Linked DNA regions of Homo sapiens: region 1 is linked to region 2. Evidence: chromatin loops called from intact Hi-C (ENCODE). Cell type or tissue: PC-3. All regions are shown on one strand. Each heading gives the region's core, and the rest is flanking DNA. Links, peaks and the distances in the headings are about the cores only.

The links. A loop is a pair of places that touch in the nucleus more often than their neighbours do. Peaks named below come from ENCODE experiments on the same cell type or tissue, not always from the same donor. Only the 100,000 strongest peaks of a DNase experiment are listed, where the experiment ranks them.
Region 1: it touches region 2 in a loop (2.9-fold over the local background); 4 of 110 quality-filtered maps call a loop at or near these places.

What each region holds. Positions count from the first base shown.
Region 1 is chr10:77,581,647-77,584,550 of GRCh38, reverse strand. The region is part of intron 1 of KCNMA1 (potassium calcium-activated channel subfamily M alpha 1); the gene reads left to right. Among named protein-coding and RNA genes, the nearest start is that of KCNMA1, 55 kb to the left of the region's middle. In PC-3, for the core only: no CTCF peak of the experiment used is centred there; DNase peaks (open chromatin) are centred at 810 and 1,640; H3K4me3 peaks cover 559 bases; H3K27ac peaks cover 2,372 bases.
Region 2 is chr10:77,513,442-77,516,345 of GRCh38, reverse strand. The region is part of intron 1 of KCNMA1 (potassium calcium-activated channel subfamily M alpha 1); the gene reads left to right. Among named protein-coding and RNA genes, the nearest start is that of KCNMA1, 120 kb to the left of the region's middle. In PC-3, for the core only: a CTCF peak has its summit at 1,559; DNase peaks (open chromatin) are centred at 2,195 and 2,355; H3K4me3 peaks cover 1,543 bases; H3K27ac peaks cover 2,394 bases.

The DNA.
Region 1 (2,904 bases), core at 119-2,618, 68 kb before region 2:
CCTCCCTGTCTCTACTAAAAATACAAAAATTAGCTGGGCGTGGTGGCATGCACCTGTAGTCCCAGCTACTCTGGAGGCTGAGGCAGGAGAATTGCTTGAACCTGGGAGGCAGGGGTTGCAGTGAGCCGAGATTGCGCCAGTGCACTCCAGCCTGGCAACAGAGCGAGACTTAGTCTCAAAACAAAAACAAAAACATTTATGGAACAACTTAAATGTACCACATTCTGTGGCTATAAAGACAAATAAGGGCTTCCCACAAGTCTTACGTATATGTTGGATTGTTGGTGCTTGTTGCTAGGGGAGGACGAGTGGGTAGTGAATACCAAGGCCCCGTCTAAGGTGGTTGGGTGGTTATAAAGCACTGTGGACTGACGGTGTTTCTCTGACCCTAAGGAGCTGACTGGCAGGGTACCCAAGTCCTGCTCACTGCGTTTTTGTAACTGAGCTAAGAACTGAAGAAATCAACAAATTGCCACCAAATCAGATCCTTAGTAATGCGTGATAAAGCATGACATATGAAAGAGGACACAGAATTTAATCATCTTACCCCATAAATCCAGCCCCCTGCAATCTGTCTCTTGTGTGAATAAGACTTCAATTTACAGAAATGGAAAGTTCCTTTTTTATCTACATATGGTTATACCTCCTTTCCTACCTGGAAGGCATTTCCTTGTATTTCCTTCCTGAGTAGTGATCAGGACTTGGGGTTGGGCACCAAAGCCTTTAGGAAGTGGAGTTGGGTGTGTTGGCCTCTCCTGTTGAGTCAGGACTGAGGCTAGGCCTGAAAGGTAGGTGACAAGGTTGAAGCCCCAAACCACTAAGAATCAACACCCACTTCCTCTTCATCTGCTCTGCCCCAGGCCAGGGAGGCAACCCTGAGACCCAGGAGTAAGCTCAATCCTGCTTTACTTGCCTGGAAAGTCAAGTCACTCATCAGAGGAGGAAGAGTCAGTTTCCCTCAAGGATGGGCTCTTGGTCATGAAGCTGACTGCTGTTGTATTACTCAGATTTCAGATCTTAGAAAATTATAGCAGCATGGGCTTTGAAGGCCAAATACATGATCATCACCTCCTTTTGAGATGAGACTCTCCTGGTATGACATCCAGTACTCAGAGATGCCATATGCCTTCTGGACTTGTGTCCCTATGTGAGAAATATTCAACCATGCTCTATCAAGTCTCTATTTGTCAGGACCTGGATTCCAGCAGCCATTTGTGCCCCCGTCCATCTTTCTGTGAAACTGGGCCAGTGATGCATTGACCTCATTTCTGATGGGCTTCATAGTGGGACTAGTTGTGGTCAGACCTGCATAAGACTGACCAGGAAGAAGCCCAACCTGGGAGTCCAAGGAGCAGAAGCAAGGTTCAGGACCAGGGAAGAGCAGGCAGAGCTACAAGGGCCAGGCTCTGAGCAGTAAGAGATTGGCAAGAGCAGCCCTGCTGATGAGCCTGTCACAGAGGTACCATGATAATCCTGGACCAGTGAGTTATCTTTGTAGCACAAAGAAGGTTGGAGGCACAGATTGCTGTGGACTGAAGTAGGAGGGGAGGGAGATGCTCTCGTAATCTCATGTTGCCTGAGTCAGCTTTGCCTTGCTATTGGCGGATGGGGCTGGTGGCCTGTCATGTGTGCAGATGAGTCAGAGGAAGTGGGCCCTCCCTGGCTGGTGGCTTGCCCCATGCCTTGGGGCATAGCTAAGCAGTTGCATGTCTACTAAACAGTCTTATCTGGAAGCAAATATGGAACCAAACACCTGAGCGTCTGCCAAGGCCTCCACCACCAAGGTCAAGAAGTCCCCCGAGGGGCATGGCTCTGTGAGCTGCCCTTGTAGGTGTCCTGGAGAAGCAGGCACTTCCTTGCAGTTGGTCAAGAAGAGGCAATACTTCTTGCTTGTGTTAGGGATTTTAGAGCAGCGGATTTAGGGCATGGCAAGGTTGGGGCTACTTCCGGGGGAATGAACATTTTTTAAAAATTTTACTTTAAGTTCTGGGATACAGGTGCAGAACATGCAGGTTTGTTACATAGGTATACACGTGCCATGGTGGTTTGCTGCACCCATCAACCCGTCATCTAGGTTTTAAGCCCCGCTTGCATTAGGTAGGGAATGAGCATTTCTTCAGGTCCCTAAGCAGAGCTTGAAAATGATGATATCAACTTTAATCACTAGCAATTATTAAGCTCCTCTTCCACATATATTAAGTTGTTTATGCCTCATAATAACCCTGATGCAGGCATCATTATTTCTGTTTTACAGAGGAAGAAACAAAGATATGAAGAGGTTAAATAACTTGCCAAGGCCAATCAGCTAGCGAGCATCAGAGCTAGGATTCAAGCCCAGGCAGACCAGCTCCAGAGCCTGAGCTAGACTCAATGTCAGTGATGATGTCGTTGACCTTCGGGGACAGATTCTGCTTTTGCCCTGGTGGGTCTGGGTTGAGATGCATTGCATTTGATCTTGCTGGAGAAATTTCCAGTCTTCTCAGCCCTGGGAAAATATGTATATTGGAACCTCAGAGCTACACCCTGAGGGTATGTCTCCTGGTTTGCTGAATTTTTAAAAAGAGGTTTTACTCTATGGCCAGCTTTCTTGCCAGGAGATCAGAGACCGATGACAGCTGGCAGAATCGGCCTCTGTTCCAGCTGTCTCCTACCCTTCCTAAAACTCAGATGCTCTTTGAAGCTGTCTTCCTCCATTGAGGAGCATGTGCTTCTTCAGTGACAGCCGGAGAGTGGGACTGGGCTGGCCCCTGTCCTTCTAAGGCCACCACCTGCAGCACTCCTAGTCACCGTTCCAAGGTCACTGTGGAGGAAACAGAAGTGGCCGAGAGAGGAAAGGTGCTTCTCAAGGAGGCTGAGAGTGGAGGGAGTAAGGCAACTGAGCACGGCAGTTGGGTGGGCCCAGGC
Region 2 (2,904 bases), core at 250-2,749:
GCTATGGAGGGTGCATGGAGAGAAAGCTCTTTGTTAAGGGGAGTTTGGAGCAGATTTCAGGAAAGGGCCATGTTGCAGGCAGAAGGAAGAGCAAGTGTGGCCAAGACCCAGGAAGGATGGGAGGAGGGTGGCTGTGGCGGGGCGGAGTAGGGGGGTGGGCTGTGGGTACTCTACATGATGGGGATTTCTTAAACATCTGTCAGACCCAAGAGACTGTGATCCTCTGAAGCCCCTGGATATGTCAAATTCATCTCAGTGGCCTTATGCACCCTTCGCATGCACCTGGTATAGGCCAGTGCTCAGAAAACATTTGCTCCTGGAGAAGTTGCTGGTTCAGTTCTGTGTGGAGCTGCTCTGTGTTCCAAGATCTGCGCTGGCTGCAGGGATAACAGGGATGGAAGAGAACCAGCCCTTCTCTTGAGGAGCTCCCTGCTAGTGAGGGTCAATCAAGTGCCTGGAAGTTGTGTGTGGGCATGCAGAGTGCATGATATGCCAGGTGCCGGGAAGCCTCCCAGCCCAGGGGCTGGAGGGAGGGGCACTGCTTAGTGGGCAGCTCTTTGGAGGAGCTGATGCTTGAACAGAGTCTTCAGGAAGGAGAGGAGTTAGCCCTGGGTGGGGAGGCAGAGAAGGAAAGAGACACTGAAAGCCGAGGGGTGAACCACAAATATTTGGGAAATGGCACCAGCAAGGTGTACAGCAGGGGTTTCCAAAGAGTTCCTGATTCCCTCCTCAAAGTGATGGGAGCCACACTTCCTGGCTTATCAGTTGGTCCTTGCCCTCTGGCTGGTGCTGTGTGTCTGAGAGGCAGCCTAGGAAGACCTCTCTGGGGAGAAGCAGAGAAAGATAGCGACCTCTGAACGTGCTCCCCAGAATTCAGTCACCCCATCCTACCTATGAGAGGGGACAAACTGGCAGTCTACAGGTGTGTTTGGTTTAGCCCATGTGGCTTCATTGTTTTTTAATTTTTTTTTTCATCAATTGCCTATATTTACAAAGGAGATTTTGGATAAAAATCTGGATTGCTAGCTGTTTTTGAAAAAATAAAAGATTGAAAATGTACCTTTGTGTGCCTGTGTCCCCTCATGGTGATGATTGGTTTGGGCAGAGCCATTGCACGCTCTCCTTTCCCCCCCATCCCCCGGTGCTGAATGCAGCACCCCTCACTCACCGTAACAGGCTGGCTCCTGTAGACACATGACCTTGGATCCTTTTTTGGATTAAGGAAGCAAACATGTAGGATTGTGCTTCTGCAAATTCTCAGAGATGGCTTTTGAGCCCTTAAGCTCTTCTGGGGCATTCTCATTTCTCAACTAGAGCTAGCGGGTGAGAGCCCTCTCTCTGTTTTCATCTGCTGCAGGACAGCTGGACTTCACTGTATCTCATAAAGAAAAGGAGGTGGGGTGGGCAGGGCCCTAGGCTGTATTACTGGAAAAAAAACAAAAAAAAACAAAACAGGCAGTAGCTCCTGGTTTCTGTAAAAATGGTGTCTAGACGTGAGTGAAGAGGCAGAAGGTCAGAGGGGATTTGGAAATCTCAAAGGCTGAGCACAGAGCGCCCACAGGTGCAAGGAGAAAGTACAGGGCCAGGGCCAGAGATTTCCTTTCTCTTGTTCCTCAGCTTATTCTTACCCTATTCCACCCACCCTGCCACTGCCAGGTGCTCAGCGAGTCTTTATTGAAAGAGAGATTATTAATATGGTGAAATGTCTGAGATGGTTCTCTCTCCGCATACCCAGTAATACAGGGTCCCTTTGGCTTGTGGGAGTCACATGTGGCCATTTTCAGTAGTTGGGAAGCCTGGGGGCCAGCTGGGAGTTGTCACTGCGTTGGGAATCTGCCTCCTGGGCCTTTTTATTAAGGCGTGGAGTTGTGTGCTGTTCTCTTACCTCTGGTCCCTGCTTGGAGGAAGAGGCTGAACTTGTACCACCTGGGCAAGCCAGTTTGCTGTGACCACACATGGATTAGGTGCCAGATGACCACCTGGGGAATGTGCCAGTCAGGCAGCCAGGATGCAAAGTGATTCGCTTCCCCCTTGCCAGTATTTTCTAGGGCGTGGTGTTTGCCCGCATCTTCTGGTGAGGCCTGGCTATCTCTGAGGGGCAGACCAGCACACCTGTGGGTGCAGCAGCTCACAGGAGTCTGTTGGGCGGCACTGCCAGGCCCTCGGGACCCTGAGTAAGGTCTGACGCATCAGGGCAGGCAGAGGGGAGGCCACATTTCGCCTGCCACTGATGTTAGCGGGGAGGCCCCAGACCCAGGTGCCAGGCGGGCAAATTGATTTTTCAGCCTGCGAAACTTCTAAAGATAGGCACGGGTGGTGCTCTGTGCTGGCACTGGGAGTGACAGGCCATCTGTGAGTCACAGTCCCGCCCGCTGGAGGAGTGCAGGTCCTGGGCAGGCAGCACTGCGGTGAGAGGGGCCCAGATGCAGGAGGGGAGGGCTAATGCAATGAGCTTGAGTCAGCCCTGCTTGCCAGGCCAGGATCCTCCTCCCAGGCCGGCACCAAGGAGAGTGTTCTACTGCCTGGCTCCAGGAAAACTGCTGCTGCCTGTAATTTATGCAGTTTCTATGGCTGAGTGGAGCAGACATGGCCTGAATGGATCATTGGAGTGGTTTGTGCTTCCCTCGCCCTGTGGCCTCACATATTTAACAAAATTGGTTGCTTGGTTTATTTCTTGAATCATCACTTGAAATCTCTCAGCTTCATTCTGAATTCCTCATCCCTCTTCTCCCCTTGTTTCCTATTTTCTTTGAATTATTTGGCTGGCTCTTTTTGATATTTGTGACATTATCTTACATTTATGCAGCACTTTACAGTTTGCAAAGCTCTTTCACATACATTATCCAGGCAACACATATTTACTAAGCTCCAAGGCCTTGGAATAAGTGCTAGGCTCCCGGGAGG